Regions from separate parts of the Homo sapiens genome. Here all the other regions are linked to region 1. The links are chromatin contacts, found by Hi-C or POLR2A ChIA-PET in ENCODE. All regions are on one chromosome and are shown on one strand. Each heading gives the region's core, a stretch centred on a gene start or an enhancer-like site at or near the end of the contact. The rest is flanking DNA. Distances are from core to core; before and after follow the strand shown. Region 1 overlaps ADAM17 (ADAM metallopeptidase domain 17). Region 2 holds the start of TAF1B (TATA-box binding protein associated factor, RNA polymerase I subunit B). Region 3 has its middle 96 kb from the start of MBOAT2.

Region 1 (3,580 bases), core at 937-3,436:
TTTGTTTTTTGTTTTTTGAGACAGAGTTTTTGCTCTTGTCGCCCAGACTGGAGTGCAATGGCACGATCTTAGCTCACTGAAGCCTCCACCTCTCGGGTTCAAGCAGTTCTCCTGCCTCAGCTTCCCGAGTAGCTGGGATTACAGGAGCCCACTGCCATGCTCAGCTAATTTTTGTATTTTTAGTAGAGATGAGGTTTCACCATGTTGGCCAGGATGGTCTTGAACTCCTGACCTCAGGTGATCCACCTGCCTCAGGCTCCCAATGTGATGGGATTACAGGTGTGAGCCACCGTGCCCGACCCAAAATATTTTAATGCATGTTTTTTGCCTATAGGTCTCTGTGTGTGTATAGGTGATATAGATAGCATATTTACCTCATTTTAAACAGCTGCATAAATATTCCTATTGCATAGAATTGTAACAACATACTGACTAATACACTACAGATGGATATTGTTTAACCAAAGTGATTTTTTTAATACAACAAACAGTGCTCTAGTGAGTATCTTTGTAAATGTGTACCTTGATGAGGTGTTTTTATAGGATATATTCCTGGAAGGAGAATTACTGGGTCAAGGATATGTATACTATGTTTATTGATATTGCTCTTTCCTCCCAAAGAGATTTGACAAATTTATTCTTCCAGCAGCAATATATGAGTTTACCTGTTTCCTGTTATCTTTGCCAATAGTAGGTTTATCAGCCTTTAACTGTCACCCCTCTAAAGGGCATGGCATTTTATAGTTGTTTTGATTTTCATTTTGTGTGACATTGAGCATCTTTTTATATATTTGTAAGTAATTTGTTTTATATTTCTGTAAACTGCCTTTTTATCTCTTTTGACTATTTTTCTATTGAATTTGTCTTTCTAACTACTGAATTGTAGCAGTGCTTAGTATATTAAGGAGATTGGTTCATTGTCATGTGGTTATTTTAGGCAAATTTTTAATGCAAATTAATTTTTCCTAGCTATTGCAATTATCCTTAGGTTATTTTTTAATGACTTCTTTTTATTCGATTTTATGTCAGAATATTATAGTATTGGTTATTAGCTTTCAACTTACACCAAATTTGAGCAGATTGGTAATATTAATAGCTACAGTTAATCAGGTACTTATTTTCTGTAATTTACTGGCATTTTACATAAGTTATCTCTAAAAGTGATTCCTTTTTTGAAGGAACAAAAAAAAAAAAATTAAGGCTTAGACAGCTTAGTAACTTGCCCAAGATTACTCAGCTAGTAAATGACAGATACAAGATTTGAACAAAGGTTGGACTCCAAAACTTGTGTTATTTCTGCTATACTGGTGGAGAGTTTGGTGAAGAAGTGGATATAGTAGCAAGAAATAAGTAGGAGCGAAGGAAGAGTGAGGAAACTATAAAATGAAAAGAACTCAAAGTTTAGCTTTTTGGGTTTCTTTGGATTTGAAGTGGCCTGTAGAATCCGTATTCTAGAGGCAAAAACTTCCATAGCCTTACATATTTCTCTTTCAAGTTTCGTAGATGACATTGATTCCCTAAGAAAATATTAAATCGTAGCCACTTGTTATCTTTTCTCTGTGTAAGAAAGCAGGGAAGTATGTAATTTATTTTACAAAGTTTCCATACTAAATATTTAATGGGAAATTTATCTAACAGTCTATGGAATTTTATACCAGGTGTTTTAAAATAGGTTATTTCCTTTAATCCCCAAAACCGTTCAGTTATTAGGTGATATTATTTCCATTTGTAGATAAATACTTAGGATTCAAAGATTGAGGCCAAGGTCGGACAGTGAGTAAATGAAAGTAGGACTTAAGCCAAGTTTGTCAGACTCCAAAGCCCATACCCTTTCTTTTCTATCATATTGCGTCATTAAAGTTTAAAACAAGAACAAAAACAAAGATAGCTGAAGTAATCAGTTTGTATCAGGGCTGAATTAACTCTATGAAACCCCTCATTACTTGATGGTAAATGAGAAGATTCCGTTTTTCGATAGCAGTGGAAGGCAAAGTAATTTAAACCAAGATCATTGCATTAAATTTGGATGTAACTATTAGAGGTTGAAAAAGCATAGAAACACTGAGAGGTTGTATGAAGAGTTGAAGTAACTTAAGAAAAAAAGAAACTTGTTTAAAATTTGCCTTACAAGTTTCATTTCCTTTTTGTTATAAATCAAGAAATTATCAGCTAGGCGTGGTGACTCACACATGTAATCCCAGCACTTTGGGAGGCCGAGCTGGATGGATCATGAGGTCATGAGGTCAGGAGATCGAGACCATCCTGGCTAACACGGTGAAACCCCGTCTCTACTAAAAATACAAAAAATTAGCCAGGCGTGGTAGCAGGCGCCTGTAGTCCCAGCTATTTGGGAGGCTGAGGCAGGGGAATGGCGTGAACCCAGGAGGTGGAGCTTGCAGTTAGCCGAGATTGCGCCACTGCACTCCAGCCTGGGCGACAGAGTGAGACTCCGTCTCAAAAAAAAAAAAAAATCAAGAAATTATCTTATTTTTAAATAACGAAAAAGCTGCGGAGTATATACTGTTTTGATACTTTTTTGATGTTGCCTGAATTTTTTTGGAAAAAGTTAAATGTTTCTCCTAAAAGTGAAATATATCAGATTACTTGAGAAGGTCTAGAACTGATAAAGAAATGAAAGTGATATACCTGACTAAATGGACCATTAAAAATGGTTAGGGTAATAATGTTAATTCAAACTGGTTAGCTGGTCTTTAGTTACTGTAAATTCTTAAGTCAAAAGTCAGAAAGATAAAACGTTAAAGAAATCTGTAAGAAAATGACTTCACATAATTTTGGGAGGATAAAGTAAAAGAAATTTTGACATTCTGTTGGACGTTTTATAACTCAAAAGCTAATATTGGAAAATCAAAAAACATGAATTTTATAATCGCTTGGTCTTTATCTTTAGAAAAGATTCTTAATGTAGCAAATGAAAAATGCAATTCCACTGATTTCTTTCTGAAAAGAACATTAAGTAATGTTGCAACTCTTAGCTTTAAAACAAAATAATAAGACATTTATAATAAGTATGCTTTTGAAAGTTCTCAGCATAACTGGAGGGAAAAATCATAACTGAGAATGTGTGGGAAGATATGTTTTAGGATAGCAGAAGAAAATGTTCCAAGGATTTACGAAATAATGTTCTATTGTCTTTTCCCTTTGACCATTAAAAAACCACAAGCAAACTAAAATTACCTTGTTATGCTCAAAAAGTTAAAAATATTTGTTGCCATGGAGATAGTCCCAGTCTAGATTTCTTTCCGGTAGTTTAAAGACTTTTGCAATCCCATGGGGAAGTAATATATTTTCAGTACAACAGCTGACAAAATTTGTTTCTGTGGGTGAGATGAATAATATACCTTTCTTTGTCTTTGGTGTTCATGGACACATTGAAAGACTATAAATAATACTTGAGAAAGTCTTGCTCACCACTCCTAGTTTTCATGTAAGGATGGAAAGTCATAGAAAACAAAAAGAATAGTAAGCCAATTAAAGAACTGGACTGAAACTCAACAAAAAGAATAGTAAGCCCACTAAAGAACTGAAGTGTATACCCCCTCCCCTCTCCTCCCCTCCCTTC
Region 2 (3,393 bases), core at 10-2,509, 300 kb before region 1:
GATTCAATGGTGAGCAAAACAGACCAGACATGATCCCTAGTCTGGGTATACGCTAGCTAATGGTGAGTTACAATTATTCATTTCATCAGCCTAGCATTTACAGAAGTTAGCCAACCATCATCAGTAAACATTTTTTAAGCCTCTACTATAAGACCGTACTGCTCCTGTATATACAGGCCTAATTCTCTGATCCCCAACTCTTTGGAGTTTGACTTGTTGTTAGCATTGATCTAATTATCGAGTATCATTTAATACCATCAAAGCGTGTGCCATTTGGCCGAGGGCGGGGGATCACCCCTATAATCCCAGCACTTTGCGAGGCTGAGGCAGGAAGATCGCCTGAGCCCAGGAGTTCAATACCAGTCTGGACAACATAGCGAGACCCCTGCCCCTACAAAAAATTAAAAAAAAAAAAATTAGCCGGGCTTGGTGGTGCATGTCTGTAGCCCTAGCTCATTGGAAGGCTGAGGCGGAAGGATCTCTCGAGCCCAGGATTCGAGGCTGCAGTGAGCCGTGATCGTGCCACTGTACTCCAGCCTGGGGGAAGAAGTGAGATCTTGTCTCAAAAATAAAAAACAAAAATGTGCCATTTTACGTAGTACCTAAAACAAAACAAAATGCATGCCAAATCAATTTTGGCAACTTGGTAAAGTGTTCAGTGACCCCGTACTAACACTACGATGAATGATAGCTGGACAATTTGGGGAGTTCCCAAACCCGAATTTAGAATCCCTGCTGGAGACAGTGGCAAGGATTCCCGGAGAGACCGACAGGGGTTACCCGGCGGCATCTCAGGTTCCAACCCCTGCCCCTCCCTCACCCACCCCAGCATTAAAGGGAACTTGTGGGTGGTCCAGTCTCGAGGATGAGCCCTGTGGGTGGCCACCCCACAAAACCCACAGCTTCATCCTTAAACACACCCATAACGACAAACACCACACCCTCCCTCCCCCACAACCTCGCCGAGCCAGAAACTCCAGCCTCTTTACCAAAGCCGCGCGCGCATGCGGCCGGCCAGCCCCAGTCCTTAGCCCGCCCTGCAGCCCTCCGCCCCGCCTTCCTCCAGCCGGTGGCGTCGCCGCCCCAACCCGCGGCGTCCTCCGCCGCTCCTCCTCAGCTTCTCTCTCCTCCGGCCCCGGCGATCGTGGCCCGCCAGGTGCACCGCCTCCTTACCGCCTCCTCGAGGTCCATCGCGGCGCCGCGGGAGCTTCCACAGCCGGGACCCGTTACCCGGGTAGCGAGCGCAGCTTCCGGGAAAGGCTGGAGAAGCTTCCGGCCGGAAACGCGAGATCCGCGCCTAGGATTCCGTGCGCCTGCGCGGCAGGGAAACCGCGCGCTCGGGGGCGAGGCTCCGCAAAGCTCGCAGACCCCTCGCGGACTACCTAACTTTCCTACTCTTGAGAACCAAAACCAACCAATAAGAAAGTGGGCGACGCCTACTGCTGAGTGGTTTGATCAAGCTCCGTTCCGACGATCATTCATTCCAAGACAGACTTGCTCCTCCGGCGGCACGGGGGGTCGGACAAGGCCGTGCTCGCGAGCGCGGGCTCTGTCCTCTGTGGGTTCCGCCCTCCGTGGGTTCTGCCCTCCGAGTCTCGCCCCTTGCTGGCTTTTTTAAGGGGAAGCCTCGGGGCTTGGAGGAAAGCTCACGGGCTGTGAGTTAGACCTAGGTTTCTAATCACGGCTCTCCTGCTTACTTGTGCCTCAGTTTACTCCTCTGTAAGAATTAGATGTTATCTGTGAGCCCCTTATAATTGAGTCTCCACCGGGCGTGCTGGTTCACGCCTGTAATCCTGGGGAGGCTGAGTCGGGAGGATTGCTTGAGGCCAGGAGTTGGAGACCAGCCGGGGCAACAAAGCGAGACCCCTTCTCTGCATAAGTAAATAACTGAATAAATAAATGCATGAGTGAATATAATTGAGTCTCAGTAAGTGCTCAATAAATTTAGCTCTTATTGTTTCTTCATCTAACACATTCATTCCTTGTTTTATTTATTAAACAGGAACTGGTTTGTGTCCTGGGGATTCAGCAGTGAACAAAGTAAACAAAAGTCCTTGCCTTCATGGAGATTGTATTCTGATGGGGAGAGACAAAAATAAATAAGGAAAATATGTGGTATGTTAAGTGGTGGTGAGTTCCAAGGAGAAAAATAAAGAGGAGAGGAGAATGGGAACAACAAGGTGATTTCAGTCTGAAATGTGATGTTCAAGAGAGATCTCATTGAGAAGAGGATTTTTGATATAATCGTACATCCCAAGAAGTTAGAAAAAAGATTAAACTGAAAAATAATGGGATGAAGGAAATGTTTAAAAAAGAGAAATTAATAAAAGAGAAAGCAAGCTTCGATAGGCTCCACAAAGGCTTGCTGTGGTGGCTGGTGCCTGTAATCCCATCACTGTGGGAGGCGAAGGCGGGCAGATTGCTGGAGGGCGGGAGTTGGAGACCAGCCTGCCCAACATATTGAGTCCTCATCTCTATAGGCTGGAGTACAATGGTTCAATCTCAGCTCAGTGCAGCCTCCACCTCCCAGGTTCAAGCAATTCTCCTGCCTCAGCCTCCCAAGTAGCTGGGATTATAGGCACGCGCCACGACGCCTGGCGAATTTTTGTATTTTTAGTAGAGACGGGGTTTCACCAGGTTGGCTGGGCTGATCTCGAACTCCTGACCTCAAGTGATCTGCCCACCTCGGCCTCCCAAAGTGCTAGGATTACAGGCGTGAGCCACCACGCCCAGCCTAAAAGATATTTTTTAAGAAGAGAGTCTCAACCAACTAACATTAGCTCTTTGAAAATACTAATACATTCGATAAACTCTGGAAAGATTGATCAAAAAGAAAAGAGCCCAGCTTGGTGATGCACACCTACAGTCCTAGCTACTTGGGAGGATGAGACGGGAGGTTTGCTTGAGCTCAAGGCTGCAGTGAGCTATAATCGGGCCACTGTGCTCCAGTCTGAGCAACGGAGCAAAGAAAATCAAAATAAACTGATATCAGTGGCATCACTAACCAATATGTAGGGGCATCACTGCAAATACCACAGACATTAAAAAGATCATAAGGGCATATTCTGAACAACTCTAGGCCAATAAATGTGAAAATTCCACCAATTTTTTTTTTTAAGACAGTCTTGCTCTTTCACCCAGTCTGGAGTGCAGTGGCACCATCTCAGCCCACTGCAACCTCCGCTTCCCAGGTTCAAGCAATTCTCCTGCCTCAGCCTCCTAAATAGCTGGGACTACAGGCGCCTACCACCACACCTGGCTAAGTTTTGTATTTTTAGTAGAGATGGAGTTTCACCATATTGGCCAGGCTGATCTTGAACTCCTGACCTGCCCACCTCGGCCTCCCAAAGTACTGGGGTTACAGGCATGAGCCACCACGCCTGGCCAAATTCT
Region 3 (3,302 bases), core at 175-2,674, 440 kb after region 1:
CAAGTGGACTGAGCCTTTGTCCACCTCCCACCGCGCAGGAGCTGCTGAATCACGCTCCTGGGTCCGAGAGTAACACTGAGAATAACTGAGAGGACAGCGACCAGGGGAGGGCCTTGTGGACAAACTGTGTGGATGCTTGGCTGCAGGTCAGGCGGGACAGCGGAAGTTTCTGTTAATAACACAAGTTGAAACTAGCATGTGAAGATGACGGTGAAGATGAGACGTCCCCTTTCCCAAAGCTCAGAACTATGTAATGCTTGCCACCATCACCCTGCCCCTGGAACTTACCTAGAACCCCAGAGAAAAGAAGACAGGGGAACTCCAATATGACTGAGATTAGTAGTGAATGCCCCAGGAGAGGGAGCTAGTAATATAGAAAAATAAAGTCATATTTTTTGCATAGTTATTTTTATTATTATTTTTTTTGAGACAGGGTCTCATTCTGTTGCCCAGGCTGGAGTGCAGAGGCATGATCATGGCTTACTGCAACCTTGACCTCCTAGGCTCAAGTGATCCTCCCATCTCAGCCTCCCTAGTAGCTGGGACCACAGGTGTGCACCACCATGTCCAGCTAATTTTTTTATTTTTAGTAGAGATGGGGTCTCACTATGTTGTCCAGGCTGGTCTCCAAGTCCTAAGCTCAAGTGATTCTCCCACCTCCCAAAGTGTTGGGATTACAGGCGTAAGCCACCACACCTGGCATGCATATTCATGTTTGATTTCTGAGAGTTGCACCACTTCACAAAATTTTCTTAGCTATAGTTTCAAATCATGTAATCTACAGAGAGGGTCTCTGCAAGGTCCTAAAAGTGCTCTTAGAATGCACACAATTAATTTTAAATGGAAGCCTGAATGCTACATGAAGCGTTTTCAGAGTTAAGAAAGAGGTGTTTCCATTAAGTATGTTTGCCATCTAAAAGTCTTGGTAATGACCTTCTGTATTTCTTTGTGATACTTGCTTCAACCTAACACAATGGTTTTATAATCTAGGACTTTGAGGACTGTGTATTATTACCCTAGATTTTCTTAATTAATGGAAGTATCTTGGAACATTTGCTTCCTCTATAGGAACATCCTTTCTTTTCCTATCCCAAGCCTCTCCCAGGAACCATTGCTGAACTTGTCTTCCCTAGGGAGGGCTAATGACAGAAGATGCCTGCTGGCTGCCCACCGCAATGCCTGGGCCAGTTTCCAGCTGCCGAAGACCCTTCTTCAGCATATTATGTTGGTTGATGTCAATGTCAGGGGAACGGGGCATGTGACAGGAGAACGGTGTAGGGGCAGCCCTGGATCAACCATTAGAGAATCTTGCAAAGATCAAAAACAAACACACAAAAGGAGCCGAATCATTTAAAAGTCTTAGTCACACAAACGAAACCAACCCACAGCAAAGCAACCAAGCCGAACACCAAGGTCAGGAGCACGGCTTGTTGGTTAAAGCAGCTGCAAGTGTGGCTGTCTGTGCTCTGCCTGTGGAGAAGTCACCCACCCACTCTGAATCTGTGTTCTCCCCTTCAAAATGGACACGAATCACATCCTCCTCCTAGTGTGATTACAAGGGTTAAATGAGGAAAGCACTTTGTGTCTAGAATTACTTAAGGGAGGAAGACATTTTGTGTCTAAAACTACTTAAGGATGTAAGGAGAATACCAAGAGCCAGACCAGATTTGTTTTCTGTGATTTTAGGGGTGTTAAGCCCCTTCCCTTCAGGTGTCAGTTAACCCTTTAGAAGTCCCTCTGGGGGGGAGATATTTTGGGGGTAGCCATTCCAACTGCTTTGGAAAATCTGGTCTTCAAGTGTTTCATTTATATGGAAAAGGGGATCTTATTTCTAAATATCTTCAAGCTTCTGGCTTTTGTTCTCATCCATTCATTCAACACACATTCTCTCACCGGTCTGGGACCACGGAGCCTCCATTTGTTAAACTATCCCTGTCCCAGACTCTGAAACCCACTGAGTCCTCAACAAGAGGTGTATAGGGAGGCCCAGGCCAGCCCTGCTCAGTGTCAGCGCCCTTGAAGGGCCAGAGATCTGGCCCACGCTCCAGTCCAGGAGGCCAGCACTGCCCACGCCGGTCGGGAGGTGACTACATACAAATTCTGACCGGCAACATCACGAAGCACAAAGTGGGGACGCCAGGGTCAGCTTTAGAGCCCTCGGCTGTGCTTGGGGCCAGAGCCAAGAAAGCAAAGGACCTACTGCTGGGTGTGGGGAGGAGAGGGAAGGTGCCTGCACTGAGCACAGACCCCCTGGTCAGCTGCAGGTGTGCCATGTGGGAGAGGGTCAGCCTCGCCCAGACACAGAGGTTTGGGGCCCACCCTCAGTGGGGAGTCTTGCAACTGATCCTCCTTTGACCTTGACACTGTACTTCTCCAAGAACTGGCTTGTGATGGTCCTACTGCTCCCCCAAAGGGCTGCCTGTTCGGTCCCTGGGTCCCTCTTTTCCCTGTGCCTTTCCTGATACTGGTGTATGTGCCCAGAAACCTGTCAGCTACCATCGGCCTTATCCCTGTTTGGACAAATTCCCAGGATCCTGGTTTTGTTCTGACTAATGAGACTTATGTCTTGCCCCCTGTGGACAGATTTCCAGGCTTCAGATCCTCTGGTGAGTCCCTGCCTCCTGGACCCACCATCAGGGTTGTCCTGGGCTCACAGTTCCACCATCCCACCGCCCCACGTTTGTGGTTTATTCCTCGCACGCCCCGTTAGTCCCGTGCACAGAGCTCACTGCTCTTGCCCTTTATAACTCTGAACACAACTGTGTATCTGTGCTTATTATTCAGGTCTTTCCTACTAAACCGTCCACTTCCTGAGAACAAGGGCTAATGTCAATTCTCTTTTCTCTACTGTTGATTTCTTAGTGCCTAGTACAAAGAACATTTGTTGAATGAGTGAATGGATAATCATGAGTAAATTAATGTACATCCACCCTTATTTTCTAAAAAGTAATGGTAGGCAGCTTCCTTGCACATCTATTATTTTCCTTGATTGTTGGACAACCAAGGGTTAGAATCCTTTAAAGATGAGAGAATAGAGGCCCAGAGTGTTCATGATTCCACAGGCATAAGGCTACAAGGCATGGACTAGCCATTGTAACCCCTGCAGGCAAGTCTTGGGGGTGGGCAGACACACACACACACACACAAATACACACATCACATATACATATACACATATATATACACATACACACAAATACACACATCACATATACATATACACATATATACACATACACGCAAATACACATACACACACAAATACATCACATACATACACATACATATACACATACACAAAT

Evidence for each region. Hi-C counts contacts between places; a loop is a spot of excess contacts on that map. ChIA-PET counts read pairs that join two places held with the same protein, here RNA polymerase II (POLR2A). Pooled maps may share reads with other maps.
Region 2: a pooled map shows a loop between it and region 1 (4-fold over the local background). The contact joins the promoter of TAF1B here to the enhancer-like site in region 1. A Hi-C loop is called at or near these places in 2 of 37 single-sample maps with no recorded cell type and 2 of 50 pooled maps. POLR2A ChIA-PET finds 5 or more read pairs at or near these places in 2 of 52 experiments (activated CD4-positive, alpha-beta T cell and activated CD4-positive, alpha-beta memory T cell).
Region 3: a pooled map shows a loop between it and region 1 (2.7-fold over the local background). The contact joins two enhancer-like sites. A Hi-C loop is called at or near these places in 2 of 37 single-sample maps with no recorded cell type and 2 of 50 pooled maps.

Annotation. Positions count from the first base shown.
Region 1 is chr2:9,538,002-9,541,581 of GRCh38, reverse strand. All of the region lies in intron 2 of ADAM17 (ADAM metallopeptidase domain 17), which reads left to right. Among named protein-coding and RNA genes, the nearest start is that of ADAM17, 16 kb to the left of the region's middle. Within about 2 kb of position 2,186, at least 14 of the 41 ENCODE cell types and tissues checked have a DNase peak (open chromatin) inside an H3K27ac peak, as active enhancers do.
Region 2 is chr2:9,841,340-9,844,732 of GRCh38, reverse strand. It overlaps TAF1B (TATA-box binding protein associated factor, RNA polymerase I subunit B), which reads right to left and starts at 1,259. Exons shown (of 15, transcript NM_005680.3): 1 at 1,174-1,259. The coding sequence starts at 1,191. RefSeq lists a silencer at 899-978.
Region 3 is chr2:9,097,578-9,100,879 of GRCh38, reverse strand. No RefSeq gene overlaps it. Among named protein-coding and RNA genes, the nearest start is that of MBOAT2, 96 kb to the right of the region's middle. Within about 2 kb of position 1,424, at least 2 of the 41 ENCODE cell types and tissues checked have a DNase peak (open chromatin) inside an H3K27ac peak, as active enhancers do.